Regions from separate parts of the Mus musculus genome. Here region 2 is linked to region 1. A link is a loop called in an ENCODE intact Hi-C map of the cell type or tissue named here. Cell type or tissue: left cerebral cortex. All regions are shown on one strand. Each heading gives the region's core, and the rest is flanking DNA. Links, peaks and the distances in the headings are about the cores only.

Region 1 (11,538 bases), core at 2,060-10,059:
AGCCTCTGTATGAGCCGCGACCCTCCTCTAGACCGCGGTGACTTCTTTCTCTTCAGTCCCATGACCCCCATCATTTATATGTTAATAAGGAAACTTCAGAGGAAGTGAGTAATTTGTGGAAGGTCACACAGTCTCCAGGACTGGAGGTTCCGTTATCACATCCCTTCAAGTTACCAATCTGTGGTTATCCCATCCTCTCTCTATTCCCACCCTCCCCGGCCTAACCCAGTGGTTCTCTTTTTTTGGATACTTGCTTTCTGCTTTGGTCTGGGTCAGGCTACCACAGTGCCTGCTTTCCATCCAGGTGCCCGCTCCCAGCCCTGGGTGCAGTTCCAGCGTAGAGCTGCCCGCCTGCCTGTCAGTTCCACCTACAGCCAGCTTTGGGCTTCGCTCACACCGGCCAGCACCCAGCAGGAAATGCGGGCTTTCCCTGCCTTCCTGGGGACCGAGGCCTCCAGCTCAGGTGAGCCTGTACTTAATGTAGAGGGGAGACACATTCCTTCCATAAGGACGCGGCCATTGGTACCAGTGTCCTCTTCCTTCAGGCAATGGCTCCTGGCTGGAGCTGATACCACTGGCTGCTGTGAGCGTCCACCTGCTAACAGGCAATGGGACAGAGGTGCCTCTCTCAGGCCCCATTCACCTGTCCCTGCCAGTGCCCTCAGAGCCTCGTGCCCTTGCTGTGGGCACCAGCATTCCAGCCTGGAGGTTTGACCCCAAGAGTGGTAAGTGTTAGGGGCAGGGTGCCGGTGCTAGAGGATGGGGCTTCTGTTGGAGGTGGCAGAACATTGAGTCTGATGAACTCCCCTGGCCTCTTTCTAGGACTGTGGGTACGAAATGGCACTGGTGTGATTCGGAAGGAAGGCCGACAGCTCTACTGGACTTTTGTCTCCCCGCAGCTAGGGTACTGGGTAGCTGCCATGGCCTCCCCTACATCTGGTGAGATTGGTGGGGCAGTGGGGGAGGGGCAGTAGGGGGAAGGGAAGGGTGGGAGAGTTGTGAAAGGTGAGAAGGGCGTCCTAAGCCCTTGCCTGGCACAGGGCTGGTTACCATCACCTCAGGCATTCAGGACATTGGCACCTACCACACAATCTTCCTGCTGACGATCCTGGCTGCCCTGGCGCTGCTGGTGCTCATTCTGCTGTGTCTACTGATCTACTACTGCAGGTGAGTTCACCTGGGGCCCTGTCCCACCTTCTCTCACCACATCCCAAGCCCTGCTCCTGTGCTCTGCACTGGGGTCCCAAAGATGCTTCTAGAAGATCCTTAAAGTGCTTCCAGGAAAGAATGCCAATGCAAAAGCTAAGACTCCAGAGACTGGTGGCTTTAGAGAATGGGGTGACAGATGGCAGGACCTGCAGGCCTTGCCTCTGCAGAGACTCCAATCGCGGCTCCAACCAGCCCAGCTCTCACTCCCAGAGCAGGCACTCCTAGCTGCTGTACATGCCAAACGTTGCCAAGTTTACCCCCATGAAGCTGAACGGGTGCAGCTCCTAGATGAATGATCTTCTTTCTACAAACAGCTTCTAGACATCATCTGGGTCCCCCACCATTTCTCTCGAATGTTCCAGGCATCCTTCATCTCCACCTCACTGCTGTCTCCATCCCTTATGTCAGCAGCTGTGGCGGTTTACGGAAATACCTTTACTTTCGGCATCCCTGAGCGCCTGTCTCTTTCCTCCTCTGCAGAAGACGCTGCTTGAAGCCTAGACAACAGCACCGCAAGCTGCAGCTCTCCGGCCCCTCGGACAACAAACGAGATCAGGCTACGTCGATGTCTCAACTCCATCTCATCTGCGGGGGACCCCTGGAGCCTACGTCGTCGGGAGACCCCGAGGCCCCTCCCCCAGGCTCCCTACACTCGGCCTTCTCCAGCTCCCGAGACTTAGCATCCTCGCGGGATGACTTCTTCCGTGCCAAACCGCGCTCCGCCAGCCGACCGGCCGCCGAGCCTCCTGGTGCCCGCACCGTTGAGGGTGCCGGGCTCAAGAGCGCCCGCTCCGTCGAGGGTCCTGGCGGGCTGGAGCCCAGCCTGGACGAATACCGGCGGGGTCCAGCCGGGGCCGCGGCCTTCCTGCATGAGCCTCCCTCGCCGCCGCCATCCTTCGACCATTATCTGGGCCACAAGGGGGCGGCCGAGAGCAAGACCCCCGACTTTCTGCTGTCACAGTCGGTAGACCAGCTGGCGCGGCCGCCGTCCCTCAGCCAACCGGGCCAGCTCATTTTCTGCGGTTCCATCGACCACCTCAAGGACAACGTGTACCGCAATGTCATGCCCACCCTGGTGATCCCCGCACACTATGTGCGCCTGGGCGGAGAGGCGGGCGCCGCGGGAGTGGGCGACGAAGCCACCCCGCCGGAGGGCTCGGCCGCCGGCCCCGCGCGCCCCTTCCCTCAACCCGACCCCCAGCGCCCCCTGATGCAGGGCCACGCGGGTGCGGGAGGCGACAGCGGTGGCGGCGAGGGCTGGGGCGGCGGGCGCTCCGCACCGGTCAGCGGCTCGGTCACCATTCCGGTGCTGTTCAACGAGTCCACCATGGCGCAGCTCAACGGCGAGCTGCAGGCTCTAACCGAGAAGAAGCTGCTGGAACTGGGAGTGAAGCCTCACCCGCGCGCCTGGTTCGTATCCCTGGACGGACGTTCCAATTCACAAGTGCGCCACTCCTACATCGACCTGCAGGCGGGCAGCGGCGGCCGCAGCACCGATGCCAGCCTGGACTCAGGCGTCGACGTGCACGAGGCTCGACCTGCGCGCCGCCGGCTCCCGAGGGAAGAGCGGGAGCGCGCGCAGCTGCCCGCGCCGCCGCCGCCCGCGCCCCCGCGCCTGGCGCTCAGCGAAGACACAGAGCCCAGCAGCAGCGAGAGCCGCACCGGCCTCTGCTCGCCGGAGGACAACTCGCTAACGCCCCTGCTGGACGAGGTGGTGGCACCCGAAGGCCGGGCAGCCACGGTACCCAGGGGTCGGGGCCGCAGCCGTGGGGACAGTTCCCGCAGCAGCGCCAGTGAGCTGCGGCGCGATTCGCTCACCAGCCCGGAGGACGAGCTGGGGGCGGAGGTGGGCGACGAGGCTGGCGACAAGAAGAGCCCGTGGCAGCGGCGGGAGGAGCGGCCGCTAATGGTGTTCAACGTCAAGTAGTGCGGCCCGGGGGTCACCCACCGCCCCTGCAGGTTCCCAGAGTGCGCGCCCCGGGATGCTATGGCGGAGGGGCATGCGCTCTTATCCCGGAGAAGAGCTCAGGGGTCGGCAGAGCTCATCTGTGGTATGTGCTGGGGGAGTGTCTTGGGAAGGGACCCTGGATTGGCCTCCAAACAGAGGGAGGTGGGAGGGACCCGGTCCCCCATGGGAGGGGCTGGGGAAGAGGGCTGGGGTGGGGGAGCAGTGCCTGTATAAACGTGGCTGTACATAGAAAGATCTATTGTGGGAGAGCAGGAGGGGCGAGCCAGCCTCAGCTGCTAGGGTGAGGGCTGGGAAGGGAGGGGCAATCTCTGTGGACCCTTGGGAGGGGAGGGGTGCTGCTTGGATGTCACAGGGCTGGTGGCTGGGGCGATCCTGGAGACTAGAGGATAATGTGATAACACTCTTGACAACAAAAAAAATACAAAGCTGGTGAGGTTAAAGCTCTGTCTTTCTCTCTCTCTCTCTCTCTCTCTCTCTCTGTGTGTGTGTGTGTGTGTGTGTGTGTGTGTGTGTGTGTGTGTGTGTGTGTATGTGTATGTGTATGTGTGATTTTTTTTTTCCTATGGGGAATGCTGGTATCAGAGGGCCCTGGCGCAACAAATCAGATACTATTCAGAAAGTGTACAAACTTTATTGGAGCAACACACGCACACGCGCACACACACACAAGCAAGCTCACAGAACACCTGTGGCTCGGGAAGAGCACCTGGCCACAAGGTCCACAGAAACCGGAAGAAATGGCAGTTTGATACGGGGCTTTTGGCCACAGCCTTCTTTCCATAAAAGAAGGTTTTAGTTTGAGGCTCCACCTCCCATGGTGATAGGGTGACTCAGGATGAGTAGGCCGGGGAGACGTTAGGGGAGGAGGCGCTAGGGAGGCCTGAGTAGTGGGTACCCTCGGAACAGGGTTCCCAGGACTGTGGAGTTCCTTAAGTCTGTAGCCCTTCCTTACAGTAGCGGTCTTGGGACCGGATCCCTCAAAAACATGTCCCAGCGAGGAATCTTCTTTCGCAAACACTTGGTTCCCCTGGCTGAACAGTGGAAGCCACCGGGGCAACAGTGACGTCCATCTCTACAGCAGACACCCTGGATAGTCAAAGGAGAGTAAGTACTAGACAGGGCAGAATACAGCCCATGGCCACACCCAGCCCCAGAGTCAGGGTCACACTGACCTTTAGGTAGGGACAGCAGGCCCAGACTCCTGCACTGTCTTTACAACAGGTCTGGTTATCATGGCAGAAATGCCCTTCTCCACACTCCACATTCCCAACCTTAGGGCCGAGGGTCAGGAGCACGGGAGGCTGGATAAAATCGACATCCTTCTCACAGGTCCTCGCCTTCACATTGCAGGTGTACCCGGCCGGGCAACAGTGCTGCCGGTCCTCACAGCACACAGCCTGTGGAGCGAGGGGATGGGATCACACTCATATCCCAAGAACACAGCTCCCTTCCCCCAGGGCGGTGGGGTGGAGACTCACATGGGGCAGCTGGCAGCAGGCCCAACTTCCCTTGAGGCTTGGGCAGCAGGTTTGCCCTACTGGGCAGCTGGTATGCTGGTCACAACCGATATCTCCAATTTGGAGCGGGGTTGTCTGGCGGGCAGGTATCTTCTCCAGGCCAGCCACCATTGTGTCTCCCTTCTGACAGTACCCCTGAGCCAGACATGTGAAGCCCTGAGGGCAGCAATGCTGGTTGTCTGAGCAGCAGACAGCCTAGGGGTGGGCAGAGAAGAATGTCCCTACAGAGGACCATGGGAGTCTACCTCTCTAGCTCATAGCTTCTCCTGCTGGGGACAGGTCACAGCACTGGGTACCCACCCTGGACTAGACAGAGTGCAGAAGAAATAAAGCCACGGGACTCTTGCCACCCACCTGCCCAGGCCAAGATGCTATCTCTACCCCCTCAGGGCTGCCTCCCTTTCTATGTTACCTCTGGGATGGGACAGCAGCCCCAGTCCCCAGAATTGAGTTTGCAGCAGGTATTGTTTGTAGGACACCTAGTGAAGTCATCACAAGGTGTATCACTCTTCAAGATCTGTGGGTCTGGCAGGCGGAGGGGGGCTATGACCTTCTTCATCCAGGGTACTTGGAGGATACCCATTTCGCAGGTTCCTTTCTCTGTGTGACACTGAAACCCTGCCGGGCAGCAATGAATGTGATCCTCACAACACACGGCCTAAGGTAGACAGGGCAAAGCCAATAAGCACTGGTACCAAGCTGGCTGCCCCTTCCGCTTGGACTGCAGTGCCCACTGCTCCCAGGTACCTTGGCAAATGGACAGCAGCCCCAGGCCCCAGTGTTGAGGCGGCAGCAGGTATATCCTTCAGGGCAGCTCACCTCCATGTCGCACTTCACCTCCTTCACTGTGAGGTGGGCAGAGACCAAATCATCAAAGGCAGTGGGACCAGGTGCGGAGAACGGAGCACACAGCTAACCCAGTCACAGTGAGCCTCATGCAAGGCCAGTGGAGAGGGTCTACAACTGCCAGGTCCCTCCATGCGGCCATCAAAACCCACCCAGCTGATAGCCATTCCATAACTGACAAGAACCCCTCTTTATTGAGGGAATGAAATGGGGTCTAGTTTGGTCCTGTACCTGGGTATCCAGGCAGCTTGGTCAGGAGATCCGTGGTGTAGTTCTTGGATAGGCACTTACTCTGGATCAGGTCACATACAGTGTCCTGGGGGCAGCAGTGCAGGTGGTCGGAACAGCAGATGGCCTAGGTTGGGACAAGTATAAGTCTCTGAACTCCAGTAGTGAGGACAGGGAGCGAGCCAGGCTGATAGCGTACACTATTTCAAACCGCCACTAGGGGGCAGCATGAGCCTTAGAGCTCTCAGGGATCAGCCCAGTGCTTGGAGCCTCCTTGTAAGACTATATATGGGCTCAGGGGAATCCAGCCATTCACTCACATTGGGCATTGGACAGCAGCCATACTTCCCAGTGGGTAGCTCACAGCAGGTAGAATCATCGGGACACTGGGTCTTAGCATCAGGGCACACGACAGAAAAAGGCAAAGACACTGAAAGAGCAATGAGGCATGTGGAGGGGTTGCCAGGATGGTGGGGACTTTTTCCCATCCAAGAGTCAAATGTGGCTTCACCCCCCAGGTGCTGCTGGCTGGGTGGCTCCCAGCCTCCTCACCTGCCCTGTTGGTCTTTTGTGCAGGGAACTTCTTTAGTAGGGTGTGGGTGCCCGTGGGTGAAACGCATCGTGTGTGAACCAGGTCACAGGAGGCCCCATGGGGACAGCAATGCACTCTGTCTTCACAGCAAGAGGCCTGAGAAGAGACAGATAATCCTCAATCCATCTGCATCAGCCCCAGGTCCCAGTTCCACCCCGCTACCCGCTAGTCACCATTTCCCTACACCTGTACCTGGGGCATGGGACAACATCCCCACGAACCATCAACCATAATGCAGCAGGTGGCAGAGTCAGGACATTCAAACTGGCTCCCAGGACACTGGACAGCACCCAAGGGGTTATCTGCAAATAGAAGAACCCAGAATTCCATTAATCTAGTCAGCAAAGGCCATTCACCAGGACCGTCAAGAAGGAACTGCTGGTCCAGCTACAGGAGGTTTAGTGGCCAGTCCCAGGGCTTAGGTGATCTCCCAGGTAGCCCCTACTGCAGAGAGACAACTAAGGCATCCAGTGGTGTTAAACCACTCCAGCATGGCCTCTCCGTGTCCCCAGACCCCTAATTCGGCATCCTTATCTGTCACCTTCTTCTCTCAGAACTGCCCCTCTGTTCTGGAATCAGGGCCACCCAGGCGGTTGGGCTCCTGGGCCCTTCAGGTGCCACCCGATGTCCCTCCCCACATGCCCCCCTCCCCTGTGCCCCACAGCACCTGACATCTGGAAGCAGGATTTCCCATCTGCACTACAGTGGAAGCCCTGGGGGCAGCAGTGGTAGCCATCACCACAAGACACACCCTATGGACACAGAGAGGTCTGTGTGAGCAAGACGCTTTTGCTTGGGACTATTAGAGTGAAGGAAAGAGGTAAACACAGATTTTAAGCACACACACACACACACACCCCAACTCCCCAAGCCAATGGCACTGTCACCTTAGAGAACGGGCAGCAGCTGGAAGTCCCAGACACAGTGAGAAGACAAGAATAGCCAGCAGGACAGTGGCCATGGGTCTGGCAGGAGCCATCTAGATGATGGCTCGTTATTCTAGGCCATGTGTCCTGGAAAGAAGAGATGACATCAACCAAAGGGTCTGTGCCAGCCTTGCTCTGGTCAATCCAAGGTAGCCAGCCCTTCAAAAGGCCCGGGGTGCCAACTGGGGCAGGAGGCACTCACCAGAAGAGGGTTACAGCAGCTGTAGTTGGCTCCTCCCTGGTCAAGGCAGCAGGCAACAGGGCAGAACTGCCCATCTGGACACTGTGTTCCGGCTACCAGCCCTGCCGCGAAGGCCAGCCAGCTCATCAGGACCCACATGGTCTGCCTACAAATGCCAAGCAAAGTTTGGCAGCCACCTTAAACTCTGTGCCACCTTCTACTCTGAGGCCACGCACTCCCCTGTGCTCTGACCAAGGCCCTGGCTTCATTGAGTCTTCTCAACAAGCCAACAGGAAAGCAAGCAGATGTGTCGCTTGTGTCAGCGTCCTACCAGTGTGCAGCAAGCGCACATGCGTCAGCTGGCACACACTGTGGGCATGAACACGTGTGGATTCATGGCCTCACATACGGCTGAGACTCTGGGTAAGTGGGGGGGGGGGGCACGGGGTATGGCAGTCAGGAAGGCATGTGGCTTTTGTGGCTTTATCTATGGGACTGTGGGCTAACTGGGAGGCAGAGGAGACCTCAGCAGACACAGGAGGATGGCCAGCCCCACTGCCGGCACTGAACTGCCACCTGTAGCTTTCAAAAGCCTTGGGGGATGGAGAGGGACAGTCATCAGTCACATGATCATATGGGAAACCGAGCAGTGGAGAAAGTTGTAAAAACAGAAGTGCAGTGGTCAGTGGGGTCTGGTCTGGCTTCCCTATGGGCCAGCCACCGCCTACCCACAACTGTCCCCCCACCCCACCCAAGGGAAGGGGACACAGAGACTGGATCAGCCTTAAAGCTAACTTCATGGTGAGCCCTTCCCGACATCACCAGGGCACCTCAAACGGACCGCCTCCGTCTCTCCCCCCTCAGAAACCGAAACTCAGCTGCAAGTGGGAAGACCCAGCACAGTGCCTCACTGCCTCAGCAGGAGGAACCGAGCCTCTCACTTCCCTAATAAGCCTTTCCCCAGCCCAGCTGGCCTACCCAGCAACCCAGAATGACCCAACAATATTCAAAGACCCTCTAGGGAGTCTTTCTCCCTCTCCTTACTGTATTTCTCTGCAACAACTATGCAAAACAGTAATTATAATATTACTTTCACTTTTCAAATCCATGCCTAAGGATCAAGTCAGGGAAAAAAGACGGGATATGGGACTGGGTTCATATGCCAACTGGTCTCCCTGAATATTGTCAGAGAAGGACCCTGAATCCCAGAGGCCAGAGGTCCAAACAGGACAGGACAGAGCATTTTTCTGGCAGGTGACCCAAGCAGGATAGAAACAGGGTGGGAGCCGGGCGGTGGTGGTGCACACCTTTAATCCCAGCACTTGGGAGACAGAGGCAGACAGATTTCTGGTTTTGAGGCCAGCCTGGTCTACAGAGTGAGTTCCAGGACAGCCAGGGCTACACAGAGAAACCCTGTCTCGAAAAACCAAAAAAAAAAAAAAAAAAAAAAAATAATAATAATAATAATAATAATAATAATAAAATATTTAAAAAGTAGGTACAGAGACTTGGGTTTTAGTCCTGGAAGTGACACTCTATGTCAGAAATTGCTCCCTGTGTCTCAATTCTTCTCTGCCTGGACACTGGTGGCTATGAAAGACAGGAAATGCCACCCACACATGGCAGGCATGCTTTTGATCCCAGCATTTGGGAGGCTGAGGTAGGAGGGTTGCAAGTGCCAGGCCAACTTGGGCTATAAGGTGAATCCCAGGCCAGCCTGGGCTACATAGAAGGATCTGCCATCTTTCTCTTTCCTTCTCTAGGTCTTTTCAAGTGCCCTTTCACCTAATTCAAAGAACATCCCAGAGGCCATCTCCTAACCAGGAAGGGGTAGGGAAGACCCAGTTCCTCTCAACGGGGCTAGGGAGTGGTGAGCCCCTGGCCACCTCTACACTACACAGCTAGGGAGAACTGGAGCCTTTCAAAGCCCTAGCTCCGACATCTTCCACTAGGTGGCACCCCCCAACTCTGAGTGTCGAGGGGAAATGAATTTCCTAAAAGGTGAGCCAATCCAGATGAGAGGCAGCGGGGGAAAAGTGGCGGGGAGAGGCGGAAATTAGCTCTCTCGCCCCCCAAGAAAGGAAATAAAGCTGACACAACCCAGGGACTCAGCCATCACGCCCTGGTCCTGCTCGCAACCCCTTTGAGCTCTGGGGGCCAAGGGCCGGAGATCCCCACCCAATGCACGCCGCCGCAGAGAACACTTGCAGCGTCCGAAAGAGAAAGAGCCGGACCTGGAGACAGAGGTGGGAAGTACGGACAAGAGAGGAGCTGGCCCAAGAGTGGGGTGGTTCCTGTCCTGGAGAAAGGCCTGCAGCTTTCCGACATGCTGGGCAAGAGAAGCCTCTTATTGGGGGGGAGGGGGTGCGGGGAGGTGTCTCTACAACAACTGCCCCCACCCCTCCAAAAAAGAAAAGAAAAAAACAACCTCGTTAGTGCATCAGAAACCCCTAGGGGAGTTTCAAGAGGCAGGTCTTCTCTTGTCTCTGAGCTGAGACTCCAGAGGACCCTCAATTGCACAGGCAGCCTGGTCAGGCCTCTGGACCTCTGGACAGTAGCCGGGGAGATTGTCTGCAGAGGGTCCTCCTACCTGCGTCGGGGTCCGGGCTCCCTGGGAGGCATCTGGCGGTCAGCTCCAGGACTAGGGCTTGGCCGCACGATGGCCCGCCCACCTCAATTTCCATTAGCCATTGCTCGGAGATCCAGGGCTTCCATTGGTTACTTGTCTACGTAGAGGCGGGACTCTCCTGGAATGCTGTGTTTCTTTTCTACTCAGTTCACATTCCTCCTCCCTTTCCTCTTTCTCCCCACACCCCATTTCTAGGGATCATGTGATTAGAGAATCATATGACAACATAGCCCGCCTCCCCCAGGGCAGAGCTTGCTGGTTTGGGTTCTGGCGGCAGAGTGTTGCAGAGATGAGACACCTCATGCCTAAGGGCACCCACAGTTAGGAGAGCTGCCCTGAGGGCACGCGTTCAAGGTCGTTTACTGGAGGGTGTCTGCTTCTGGATCGGGACTTTTGTACATTCCTGTCTCTTCACGCCTGGCAGACAAGGACTCGAAACCAGTTGGAAGATGGTTGTGAGGGTGAAGATAAATAGTCCCCAGGTTTGAATGGGGAGAGTGGCTTAGACTAAATCTAATAAAGGTTCAAGGGCGAGTACCGGGCACTGTAGATGTGTGTAGGGAGGAGGCAGGAGATTGGCTCAAACTGGGGGGAAGAAGAGATTTAAATCCATATTGATAGCACTGCATTAAATTGAAGCTGAAAGAATTTTAAGAGGCTGATAAGGTGGGACAGAGGAACTTGAAACTAGATTGGGAAAGACAGTGAATCCTTTCCTTGGGTAGTTTATATCTTGTTCTTTACAGACAGCCTCTAGCAAGGGTTGAAAGCCACGTTCAAGATAAGGGCATTAGCCAAGTGTGTGGCACTGCCTGTGGAGTAGGCTGGTGGCTGTCGAGATGGAAGGGGTTTCCTTGTTTCAGCTGTCCCCACCTTCGAGGAATTGTTATGGTGGGTGAATAGAGACCATGGGGGTCAGCCATACAGTTCAGGACAGTGGGAGTCTTACATAGAGAGGAGTGCATGCAGGGTTGTGGAATTCCGTGAGGGCTTCTTACACTGGAGTCCCAGAAAGTGTGTAAGACTGGTGCATCATTCTGCATCCTGATGGTGTTAGCATAGGTGTTCCATGACATTCATACAGGTGTCCCCAGAACAGACCATTGCTTATGCTTCTAGTGAGACACAGCCATCTGCGGAGGCTGAGGAAGGGGTGCTGCTGAACCCCAGGAGTTGGAAACCAGACTCAGCAACATTGCAGCTCACCCTCTGAGTCAGGGTTTCCTGTGTTCCAGACGAGCTTCAGCTTGATAGATAGCTGACACAGAACTTCTCAGTTTTCTGCCCCCATCTCCCAAGCGCCACGATTGCAAGTGCAGATTGCCGTGTTTAGTTTCTGTGCTGCTGGGATTAGACCTAGGGCCTTGAGCATGCTGAGCTACAAGTGCTACCAACTGAGCTACATCCTAGACGCAGCACTGCCTCAAGGGGAAATAAAATG
Region 2 (11,538 bases), core at 1,460-9,459, 240 kb after region 1:
AAAACCAAAAAAACAAAACAAAACAAATAAAAGTGGGTGCCCCTGAGCCCAGCAACATTTTTTTTCTTAAAGAAATGGGTGGAATTAATATCTACTTGACTTCTATCTAGAACACAGTTATTATTTCTGGTTTTGTTTCATGCTGAGCTTCGGAATCCCATGTGTGTTTCATATGGGTAGCACATGTCAATTTAGGCTGTGCTTCCAGGGCTCAGCCACATATGGTCCAAGGCACTGACGGCGGACAGCATTAGGCAGTCAGCCCTTCGTACCGGCCAAGGTACTTAGGGGTTCCTTGGCCTAGAACTCCTCAGCCTGGTAGGATCTGCAAAGTCTGTTGGCAGGGATATCCTGTTGCAGCTGGAGAGGGCTAGTCTTTGTTCCCATGTGTGGCGAGCCCAGGACTACCTGTGCACTCTGGCAAACCAAAGGGATGGGAAGGGGACCCTAGGAAGGCTTGCTGGTGCCAGGGGCTCTGAGCTCACTGTTAAGGTTATAAGGAGGAGAGAGCATGGGGCTCAGCCTCAGGGGCAGGGTGCCCCCCCTCCCAAATAGTGCTTACTCCCCTTCTCTGCCTCCACAGTGCCGCTCCATGGGCAGTCCCCACTGGTGACGGGTGAACGTGTGGCCACCAGCATGAGGACGGTGGGTAAGCTCCCGAGGCACCGACCTCTGAGCCGCACTCAGTCCTCCCCGCTGCCGCAGAGTCCCCAGGCCCTGCAGCAGCTGGTCATGCAGCAGCAGCACCAGCAGTTCCTGGAGAAGCAGAAGCAGCAGCAGATGCAGCTGGGCAAGGTACGAGCAGAGAGGCGACGTCCTGGGCTTCCCAGGAGTGACCCAGGCTGGCGAGACACGTGGGGGCCGAGCTTCGAGGTTTCCACGGCACGTAGAATCGTGCGGGCGGGTGCCAGGCTGGGGGAGGGAGAGGAGGGGAGCAGACCTACCTGGGCTGAAGGTTGCCATGGCCACCCCCATCCCCAGACGGTGTTGCTTTCCTCTCTCAGATCCTTACCAAAACTGGGGAGCTGTCAAGGCAGCCCACCACTCACCCGGAGGAGACAGAAGAGGAGCTGACGGAGCAGCAGGAGGCCTTGCTGGGAGAGGGGGCCCTGACCATTCCCCGGGAAGGCTCTACAGAAAGTGAGAGCACCCAGGAAGACCTAGAAGAGGAGGAGGAGGAGGAGGAGGAGGAAGAGGAGGACTGCATTCAGGTCAAGGATGAGGATGGCGAGAGTGGTCCTGATGAAGGCCCTGACTTAGAAGAGTCCAGTGCTGGTTACAAAAAGGTACTTCCCACCTACCATCTTTCCTCAGTCTCTGATTTCCTTCCACTCTTGGTTGCTGGTTCCCAGTGGTGTAGTTGCCAGGCCTTGAGCAAGCTTTCTAAAGAAAAGAGGGGCGGAGAGACTAGGAGGGAGTGGGGGGTGGGGGGCTCCTGTGTTGTCTCTGAGCTGTGCCTGTCCCTTGGTGACTGCCCTTGTCTATTAACTGTGTGACTGTGTTTGTGTGTGCGTGCACGCACATGGCCTGTGTGTATCTGCGTTTGTGCCTGCGTTGCTGGTTGTGCGTTGGTCTCTGCATGCATGTGTACACACACGCCCCCACTGTTACTACAGTGTGCCTTGAGCCTAGTGCGCTCCATTCATTGCGGACACAGCCCCAAGCCCTCAGGCCTGACTCATCCCGCCCCCACCCACCCCCGCCCCTCGCAGCCTCTTACCTCAATGCTACTATTTGGGGTGACTCATCACATCCCCCATCTTTCCCATCATCGTGTAAGAGATGGCAAGCCTGGAGCATCTCCTGTCCCTGGAGGGAGCAGGTGGGAGGAGGTGGTGGAAGGAGACTTGGGGGCCCTCTGGAGGCTGAATGGGCCCTGTACTCAGCCCCATTCAGACTGAGCCTTACGCAGGCCTCTTCCTACTCCTTTCCAGTTGTTCGCAGATGCCCAGCAGTTACAGCCCCTCCAGGTGTACCAGGCACCCCTCAGCCTGGCCACTGTGCCTCATCAGGCCCTGGGCCGCACCCAGTCCTCACCTGCTGCTCCTGGGAGCATGAAGAGCCCCACAGACCAACCCACTGTGGTGAAGCACCTCTTCACCACAGGCAAGCCCTAACACTACTCCTCCCATCCTTTCCCCGTGCACCTACTTGGGCTAAGAGATGCCACAGCCACCCCCTCCCCTAGCTCCCCCACATGCTGTGCTTTCTTCTCCCAGATCCTTAGCAAAACTGCACGGAGGGGAAAGGGGTCTTCACTTCTCCCTGCGCACCACAGTTCTTCATGGGAGCAGCGGTAGCTTCTTTGCCAGCAGGAGGGTGGGCAGCCTTGATCCTACTCCCTGGGGCAGCACTGTCTTCTCTGTGCCCCACACTCCCCGCCTAGGGTGTTTGCTTCTGCACCATCTTCCCACAAGTCCTGGAGCCTTGGGTGGAATCCACTGTCTCTTTTAGTTTTTGCTCTTTTAGCCTCCTGTCCACCTTCCTCCCTGTAAGGTTGACAGTAGGCCTCAGGAGCATCCCAAGAGGTTGCCACATGCTGGGCTCTGTCAGGACACAGACTTGCAGCAGATGACATTATCTCGCCAGTGGGGAACGGTGCCCTGGGCCAACACGTTGGGGGAAGGAGGAACATACCCTAGAGGGGATGCAGAGGACGGGGATTGGGACCAGGCTGTGTTAAACAAGCGGAATTTCAGGAGAGGAAAGAGGGTGTCTAGGTGGGTGTTGGTGGAGAGCTGGGATAGCCAGTGATAAGGTTAGGGTTCAGAACAGTTGTGGCTGACACCAGGGTCTGTGGCTCAGGTGTGGTCTATGACACGTTCATGCTGAAGCACCAGTGTATGTGCGGAAACACACACGTGCACCCAGAGCACGCCGGCCGCATCCAGAGCATCTGGTCCCGGCTGCAGGAAACTGGTCTGCTCGGCAAGTGTGAGGTGAGAGAGCGCCCTGCCTTCAGCCTTCTCAGTGGTTCCCTGCTAGCAAAGCCCCTCCCATGCCCTAGCCCTCCAGCCAGTTCTGAGACCTCCTCAGTTCCATCCCTGTGTCTGCTTCTCTCGTGGTCCCCAGCTAACCTGGGGAGGAGTTCTGGAGTAAGGGAGGGGGGGTGTCTCTTCAGGGTAGGGGCATAGTTACCCCAAATCCCTTAGTTCTCCAGGAAGTTGGCTCTGTGAGCATTGGACTATAGTTGTCAAGAGAGCTGAGCCTTGTCAACAGTCTCTGGCCTCTCTTGACCTCCTCTGGCAGCGGATCCGGGGTCGTAAAGCCACACTGGATGAAATCCAGACCGTGCACTCTGAGTACCACACCCTGCTCTATGGGACCAGCCCCCTTAACCGGCAGAAGCTGGACAGCAAGAAGCTGCTTGGTAAGCTGCAAGACACGGTCCCACATGTGCCCTGCGTCCGAGTGTGAGAGTGCTGTCTTAGAGACCACCAAGCCAGAGTAGGCAGTGGTCCGAGTGGGTGTCACCAGCATGGATACTGATTGAACATACTTTGGGGTGGGCGTCAGGCATTAAGGGTGGACCTCTTCTAGAGGTAGGTCCCCAGAACAGGAGCTGGAGGCTCTAAACTGGCATGGACCATGCAGTCCGTGCCAACTGGCAACTGGGACACCTTTCAGAGCGTTTCTGTCTCTCTGCCCTGCAGGCCCCATCAGCCAGAAGATGTACGCCATGCTGCCCTGTGGGGGCATTGGGGTGAGTTGGGTCTGTGGGAGTGGGAGTGGGCAAGTGGCTTTCCCAGCTTGGCCCCTTCCTCCCCCATCCCCGTGGCTGCTGGCCTGCTCTCTGGTGCCCACTCCCATTCCTCCCCTCCCCCCCGCAGAGGGCACACTGAAGCCCGATCTCCTGCCCCTGCAGGTGGACAGTGACACGGTGTGGAATGAGATGCACTCCTCAAGTGCCGTGCGAATGGCAGTGGGCTGCCTGGTGGAGCTGGCCTTCAAGGTGGCTGCAGGAGAGCTCAAGGTAAGGATGTATAAGGACATAGGCCACGCTGTCCTTTGCAGCATGGCAAAGCACTCAGTCTTGAGTACTAAGATGGGCAGGAGCTGCAGAGACAGCCGTGGTGTGAGGGTCGTGAGGGACCAAGTAGGCACTAAGGCCTGAGACTCTTGTGTTTATCTGCAGGAGAGAGACAGCTGTTTGCCCGAGGGGCCTGCAGCTGGCATTTATAAAAGTGTTTCTTTTCCCATCACTGTCTGGCTTGTGCTTCTCTCCTGAGTCTGTCTACCCTGCCTTTCCTGACTGGTGTCCTTCTGCTTGTACTTCAGAATGGATTTGCTATCATCCGGCCCCCAGGACACCATGCTGAGGAGTCCACAGCCATGTGAGTACCCCTCTGACCTGACATCCTTCTGCCATCCTTCCCACCTTTCACTTGAAGCAAATCTCCCATCCATCGCTCAAGCTGAACTCCGCGCTCTCTTCTCCTCCCCACACCCCTCAGGGGATTCTGCTTCTTCAACTCCGTAGCCATCACAGCTAAACTCCTGCAGCAGAAGCTGAGCGTGGGCAAGGTCCTCATCGTGGACTGGGTAGGCAGTGGGGCTGGGGTGCCTGGGCAGGGCAGGGCAGAGCTAGCTGTCAGCAGCGAAGGACTTCAGAAGTGCCCTGCCTTTGGGCAGCCCGCTGCACTTCCGGGTGGCACTAGGACCCAGTCCTTGGCCTCATAGATTGATAATATCCTTCCTGCTTCAGCATCAGGAGGGCCCTTTATTCTGGTAGGGTGGCTCCTGCCCGTGAGACCCCAATTTTTTAGTCTATCCTCCCACTAGCAGCCTCCCAACAGCCAGATGTCTTACCTTGAGCAGTGGGGACAGAGATGCTACCACTACTACCAGAACCCGTTTTCCTCCCTGCCCTTCCCATAGGGGCCGCTGTGTACCAGGAACCTGACACTGCGCTGCTCACAGCCACCCCTAGCAGTGCAAAGTAGTCACCCCTTTCTCTTCCTTAGCGAGGACACTGCTTGGGTTAGCTAGCTGGGATGCCACACCTCCCCCACTCCTAAGGCTGTGGGTGCTCCTTAACCTTGTGCCACCGCCATGGTGGGAAAAGCACACACATTGCTCTCTCAGCTCCAGGCATCACTAGGCAGTTGGTCAGCGAGGGTAGAATTTTTGAGACCCACTTTTGGTTTAGAAACTGCTGTGTTCAGATGTGATGCACAGTTATCATCGCCGCACTAGGGAGGCTGAGGCAGGAGAATGGAGAGTTCAAGGCTAGCCTGCTCTATCTAGTGAGATCCTGCCTGGAAATAAAGGGAATTCATATAAATGTTGGATCCTGCTTTAGAATTTATTTGCCTGTGTTAAATTTCTTACCAGCCTGAGTTTCCCTTGCACTTCAGTGGAATGGGTTCTGCAGGGAGATAAACCATATTCATCCCATGGCTGTAGAGCCAGAATTCAGTGTCACAGACCCGGAGCCACTGGTGGGCTCATCTTCAGAGCTAATGGTAGGGTGGGTGTGGAAGAGCTGGCATGCTGAGCTTTGGATTAGAGCTTAGACTGTTGCCCAAAGCACCCTCCCATGTCCCTCATCAGGATATTCACCATGGCAACGGCACCCAGCAAGCATTCTACAACGATCCCTCTGTGCTCTACATCTCCCTGCATCGCTACGACAACGGGAACTTCTTTCCAGGCTCTGGGGCTCCTGAAGAGGTACAGTTCCTAGGCCCCCTTTGGAGTCCTTCAGGGAGGTAACAGGCCAGGACCTGCCAGGAAATCACAGTTCGTGATGCTGGTCCCCGTGACATCTGAGGGCTCCTAGTGGGAGGATCACACAGGTCTGACTGCCAGTTGAGCAAAGCAGAGGTCAAAGGAGGCAAGGGTTGGGGCAGTGTTTGGGGTGGCCAGGCAGTGATAGCAACCTCTCCTACCTTATTGCCAGGTTGGTGGAGGGCCAGGTGTGGGGTACAACGTAAATGTGGCGTGGACAGGAGGTGTGGATCCCCCCATTGGAGATGTGGAATACCTGACAGCCTTCAGGTGGGGACTGAGAAGGGCCAAAGGAGGGGTGGGGCCCAGAGCTGGCAGGGGCAGCAAGCACTCAGTTGGGGTGGTGGAGGGGTATGGCCTCGATGGAGAACAGAGCATGGCGAGGTGCAGCCTGGCCTCTGCTGGCATCAGCTTGGGCCATCCCTTTACAGGACAGTGGTGATGCCCATTGCCCAGGAGTTCTCACCTGACGTCGTCCTAGTCTCCGCTGGGTTTGATGCTGTTGAAGGACATCTGTCTCCACTGGGTGGCTATTCTGTCACCGCCAGATGTGAGCCTACTAGGGGTCTGGGAGGGTGTGGAACACTGAAGTACAGGAGACAGAGAAGAAGTTAGCATTACAGGGAGCAAGACTTAGAGCCATCTTGCTAGTTCAACCCACTCCTCTGCTGGCCTTGGTGTGGGCCCCAGGTAGAAGTGGAGTAGCAACAAAGTATCTTTCACTGAAGCTCTCTGGCCTTGATCTTCCCGAGATGCTCTTAGATGATCCAGATACATTCCATGTTAGCCTGTTCTCCATTAAGTTCACTGACATTTCACTTCGTTGCTGTCTCATTTTGTGCTATTTGTCTCATCTCTTGATGTTTGTTTGTTTCTTCTTTCTTTCTCTTCGATACAATTTACCATGTATCCTTCTCTCTTTACTCCTGTGTAAAGGTTTTGGCCACTTGACCAGGCAGCTCATGACACTGGCTGGGGGCCGGGTGGTGCTGGCCCTGGAGGGAGGCCATGACTTGACCGCCATCTGTGATGCCTCTGAGGCCTGTGTCTCGGCTCTGCTCAGCGTGGAGGTGAGTGTGGGACAGGTGGGGACTGACGGGTCAGTAGGGACATCCACTTCCCTGGGGTCTTTGGGGTTTGCCTAGGTCTGAAAACACTTGGTCAGGGAAGGGCTTCCTCCCAAAAGCCTGTGCTTGCCAGGGCTGGATGGGGATAGTCAGAGAGCTAAGTAAGCATCAGGCATCGCTCCTCATCCCACTCTAAGCCTGCTCTTCTTTCTCTGCCAGCTGCAGCCCTTGGATGAAGCAGTCTTGCAGCAAAAGCCCAGCGTCAATGCGGTTGCCACACTAGAGAAAGTCATCGAGATCCAGAGTGCGTGGGCGCAGGCAGAGGGGCTCTTATCTCAGCCTGCCCGGGAGGCGGGGCTTCTGGGAGCGGGCTACCTCTGGATCAGTCTGCTCTCCCTGAACCTGTCTGTCCTTCTTGCCATAGGCAAACACTGGAGCTGTGTACAGAGGTTTGCCGCTGGTCTGGGCTGCTCGCTGCGGGAGGCTCAGACAGGTGAGAAAGAGGAGGCCGAGACTGTGAGCGCCATGGCCCTGCTTTCCGTGGGGGCTGAGCAGGCCCAGGCTGTTGCCACTCAAGAGCACAGCCCCAGGTAAGCAGCTCACGTCCCATCCCTCTGCCCTGGCCTATGGTCACATTCTCTACTCAGTGCTCTCTCTGTGTTTGTCCCCACAGGCCAGCAGAGGAGCCCATGGAGCAGGAGCCTGCCCTGTGACACCCTGGCCCCCATCCCTCTGGGCTTCATCATTGTGATTTTGTTTATTTTTTCTATTAAAAACAAAAAGTCACACATTCAACAACGTGTGCCGTGTGGGTCTCTCAGCCTCGCCCGCCTCCAAGCTGTTTCAGAACCCCCTCCCACTACAAGGGCCCTGGGTCAGCTTTCGAATCCATTCCTTCTATGGGGCATTGGGTGCAGTACCCACTTTGCCCATGTTGTATCCCATACCCAATTCCCCGTACTCTTCTACCGTGGACAGTGCTCCAGGCAGTACTGCCAACTCTGGAGCTGCCTGAGATGGGAACAGTGATTGGTGCCTGGACTTCAGTTGGCTTTTGGGGAATGCCTTAATTTGAAATCTGCCCCTCTCCACCCTCAGGATGATGTACTACCATTTAAGATGCAGAATCGAGGGAAGGTAGGCGTCCACCCCAAACTTTCCCTTCCTCTCTATCTCCCTCACCATTCTGCAGACTCTCCTCTTTGGCCTCAGCACTGAAGACTCGTGCCCAGGATGTAGGCCTTAGACTTGTGGCCAGGCTTCTTGTCTCTTACTCCTGAGTATCCCAGGAGCTCAAAGGGTACCGGGTGGTGTGCAGCGGGGTTAGAAGGGGCCAGGAGGACCTGCGTATGCAGGCAGGTTCTCCACTTTTTTTCTATTAAACTCTCCGTCTTGTGCTGGACCAGTATAAGGAGGGGAGAAGGTAGACCCTGCATGGGGGCTTCAGGTTCATGCAAGCCCCTCTGATGTTCTGGGCCAGATTTTCTCCATCCATCAGCCTGCTGCAAGCAGAAGGGTCAAGATCCAGCTCCCTTCTGGAGCCTTTTTGCTTTGAAACCTGGGGATCGTGAAAGACAGGGTAGATATAGTTCTAGAATAGACAGGGCCAGAACCCTGTCTAGAAGCCACCCCTGTCCCCCAGAGGTGTTGGGGGGGGGGGAGTCCAGCTCTCAGCAGGAGGTTGTTAGGAGCTATCCATCTTTTCCAGTAGCCTTGTGTCCAGAGGCTGGAGCCCACAGACTTCCAGTGAATGTGGTCTAGCCTGTAGGAAACCAAAGATGGGAAATGGCTCCTAAGGGGCCAATTTTTCTTCCCCTATACCACATCCCCAGGGCTCAGCTATCTGTTTCCATATTGTCCGTATGGGGCCTGAGCAGGGCTGAGGGAGCTGGGGAGTCCCACCACTATTAGTTTTCTGTGTGTTTGCGTGCTGTCTGTATCATCCTTGCACTGAACCAGAGGCTGCTCACCTCCCACTCTCTCCCCGTAGGCTGATCTTATCCTGTGCCAACCCACTCCTGCTTTGTCTCCCTGGACATGGATTTTAGTTCAGTAGTTTGTATCCCAACACATGGTTTTTGTCTTCGTGTAAATAAACTTATTTGTGGCAGTGCTTTCTGGGAATAATGTCTGATCTGTGGGCTCGCAAATGGGAGTAAAAGTTCTCACTCCTTTCCTAGCCAAAATGCTGCCTTTTCTTCACTCTTGGCCCAGAATTCAGTCTGAGAAGCTGAAGGCCAGGGCAGGAGATCTGTCCTACTGTGGAAGGCTGGGTTCCAGTGAACTGTCACTGCCATATCTCATCTTGTCTGCCATGGCCTTGGCGGGGAGGTGGGGGGTAGGTCCCAGCAGAATTTCCAACCCCCTTTTACTTTTGTCTTTGTAGAGTCAGGAATGGGGTGGAGGCTCTGTTGGTACTTATAGAGGTCGGTAGAGATGAGAGCACAGACAAGAAAAGAATTCACAAGTTCCAAGGGCTTTATTGGGGTCTTCCTGAGCAGCTCCCCCTCCCCACCAGGCCTCCTGTTGCTTTTGCTTTGTGGGGACCTGGGGGATGGCTTAGCCTCCTGGAAACAGAGGTCCTTCTTTAAAAGGGAGCTAAGACTGCAAAGCATGAGACAGAAATGAAGTTCAAGGTGAGCGGGCCTGCTCCGGAGCCCAGGAAAAGGGCTGTCTCTTAGAGTGTGGTGGTTGGTCGAGGAGTGTTGTCTTTGGGGCAAGGGAGGCAAAACACATCAAGAGGAGCGAATGGGCGGTGCTTCCTGGTCACTCAATGTGTGCACCACCCAGGGCACAAGGGCCAAGACCAGGCACGGCCAGAGGGTATACTTGAGGAAGTTGAAGATGTAGAAGAGGCTGATCTGAGGTGGGTAGCCCAGCCATTCCAGGAAGACCAGCAGCCCCATGGCCAGCACAAAGCAAGCTATTTTCTGGCCATTCCCTAGGTGCGCCCGCCGTATCTGGGCATAGCAGGGAGTGTGGAGGGCAATGCCCAGACCCAGGGCAGATCCTGAGTCACGGCTCAGTGAGGCAAAAGGCCGACTGTCCATGTGCACCCACTCGGGCCGTTCACACCACTTGGAAGCCAGGTTGATGGACCTGTGGGGAAGATGAGTCTTTGCCAGGAGAGCCTGGGATCCAGAGAGCCACTGGCTTGTAGCCATCTCACAAGGGGGCTGCGCCCATGTGTTATGACCCCATATCTCTTGTCTAGAAACAGTTAATGCATGCTTCTATAGTCAACTGAAATCCACTACCTAGGTACAAGTGAAACAGGACAGGACCTGGCTGCCCAGACTCTAAAGTAGGACTTACCAGGAAAGATCTAGGCCCAGTGTAAAGAGAGTCCAATACATGAGGCTGGCACCCAGCATGAGGGCCAGAGCAGTCAACCCATAAAAGCTAAGCTCCCGCTCCATGGGTACCCGGGGGCTCATTAGCCAGCCAAGGGCAGCACCTAAGGGAACGGGACAAAAAAAAATCAGTTTCAAGATGTTTGGGGAAATGACCCACCCCCTCGCCTGCAATTCATCTCAGCAGGAGAACAAACTAAGACAGAAGTGGGGACCTTAAGGTTGGCTCTACAGACGCTGGGACTGCTGAGAAGTTCCTAGACTGGTCCTCCCATTGCCAAAGACACCCTCTTGGGCCACCCTTTTGCCCCAGTTGCTTACCAACAATAAGGCCGCCCAACACTTGGTGAGGGAAATGTGCTAAGAGGAAGACCCGAGATAGGCCGACTGCCAATAGGAAGGTACAATAAGCCAGGCCAGGAATCACCCTCACCCAGGGGCTGGAAAGAAGAGAGACGAGTGGCTCAAGGGATGTCCAACACGGCTTGACTTTCCTCAGCATCCAAATCCTCAAAAGTTTGAGCCAACACCCCCAGGTCACCACAACTCCAGCTTCCAAACTAACATGCTGTGGAGATTGCGGAATCTAGAATGCTCCTACTAGTGGGCCATACTAAGGTCATACCTGCGGGACCGAGAAGCCACCTGAGAAGAAATGGCCGTCATTACAGGCCAAAGAGCTGCGCCTGTGATCATGCAGTGGCCGGAGGGGCTGCCTGCCGGGAGATCCAGAAGTTCATGGTGAAAAAACATGAGTGGAAACCCAGAAGCCCATGGTGACCCCTCAAGACATCCCCACTCAGATGTAAAGGCAGCTTTCCCTAGTACTGGCTCATCATTCCCTCTTGCCCGATGCCATGTCTCTGGCTTTATGAGGTGAACAGTTGACATGAGCCACGTCACTCAACCTGATCTCCCCAGAATTTGTTTGCTGGACCAGGAACTGAGAGGCTGGGCCTGTTTGGACCACCCTAGCTGGAGTATATGCAAATGTTTACCGGGACCCTAACCGCACCAGGGATGGGAGGAAGCTGGAACTTTTCCCACCTGGACCAGTCTCACAAGAAGAAGGGAACTGGTGAATCTGGATTGGAGTCTGGGTGGAGTACCCGGATTCATGCACCCACCAAAAGGGCCTGTCTCCAAACAGAAACCTGGAAGAGACAAGATACAAGACCATACAACACACACTTTGATGGGATCTAGAGGGCCTGCTTGGTGGCCTCAGACGGGCACTCTGATTCTAGCTATTACTTTACCGTGATTTTTTTTTTTAAATCTCTGGAACGCAATGAAGCACACATTTTTTTCCTTTTAAAGTGATATGGAGCCCGGCAGTGGTGGCCCACGCCTTTAATCCCAGCACTTGGGAGGCAGAGGCAGGCACA

What was found. Peaks named below come from ENCODE experiments on the same cell type or tissue, not always from the same donor. Only the 100,000 strongest peaks of a DNase experiment are listed, where the experiment ranks them.
Region 2: it touches region 1 in a loop (2.3-fold over the local background); 2 of 42 quality-filtered maps call a loop at or near these places.

The regions. Positions count from the first base shown.
Region 1 is chr11:102,429,061-102,440,598 of GRCm38, reverse strand. Grn (granulin) reads right to left here and starts at 10,092. Exons shown (of 13, transcript NM_008175.5): 1 at 10,059-10,092; 2 at 7,490-7,634; 3 at 7,249-7,374; 4 at 7,029-7,113; 5 at 6,554-6,663; 6 at 6,322-6,457; 7 at 6,090-6,199; 8 at 5,773-5,896; 9 at 5,443-5,540; 10 at 5,108-5,353; 11 at 4,657-4,890; 12 at 4,351-4,575; 13 at 3,790-4,264. The coding sequence starts at 7,627. The coding sequence ends at 4,127. It overlaps Fam171a2 (family with sequence similarity 171, member A2), which reads left to right. Exons shown (of 8, transcript NM_199200.2): 4 at 305-463; 5 at 546-725; 6 at 823-939; 7 at 1,041-1,167; 8 at 1,690-3,618. The coding sequence ends at 3,136. In left cerebral cortex, for the core only: CTCF peaks have their summits at 2,118 (motif pointing right), 2,914, 5,978 (motif pointing right) and 9,417 (motif pointing right); DNase peaks (open chromatin) are centred at 7,654, 8,085, 8,319, 9,428 and 7 more places; H3K4me3 peaks cover 2,396 bases; H3K27ac peaks cover 2,418 bases.
Region 2 is chr11:102,191,801-102,203,338 of GRCm38, reverse strand. G6pc3 (glucose 6 phosphatase, catalytic, 3) reads right to left here. Exons shown (of 6, transcript NM_175935.3): 2 at 11,198-11,304; 3 at 10,776-10,866; 4 at 10,472-10,590; 5 at 10,113-10,254; 6 at 9,258-9,896. The coding sequence ends at 9,533. Hdac5 (histone deacetylase 5) reads left to right here. Exons shown (of 27, transcript NM_010412.3): 12 at 584-795; 13 at 1,005-1,286; 14 at 1,935-2,106; 15 at 2,806-2,939; 16 at 3,250-3,370; 17 at 3,654-3,703; 18 at 3,866-3,973; 19 at 4,279-4,334; 20 at 4,455-4,542; 21 at 5,554-5,673; 22 at 5,903-6,000; 23 at 6,162-6,280; 24 at 6,667-6,800; 25 at 7,017-7,101; 2 more. The coding sequence ends at 7,510. Among named protein-coding and RNA genes, the nearest start is that of G6pc3, 7.9 kb to the right of the region's middle. In left cerebral cortex, for the core only: CTCF peaks have their summits at 1,878 (motif pointing left), 4,882, 7,507 and 7,710; DNase peaks (open chromatin) are centred at 1,698, 7,041 and 8,731; H3K27ac peaks cover 292 bases.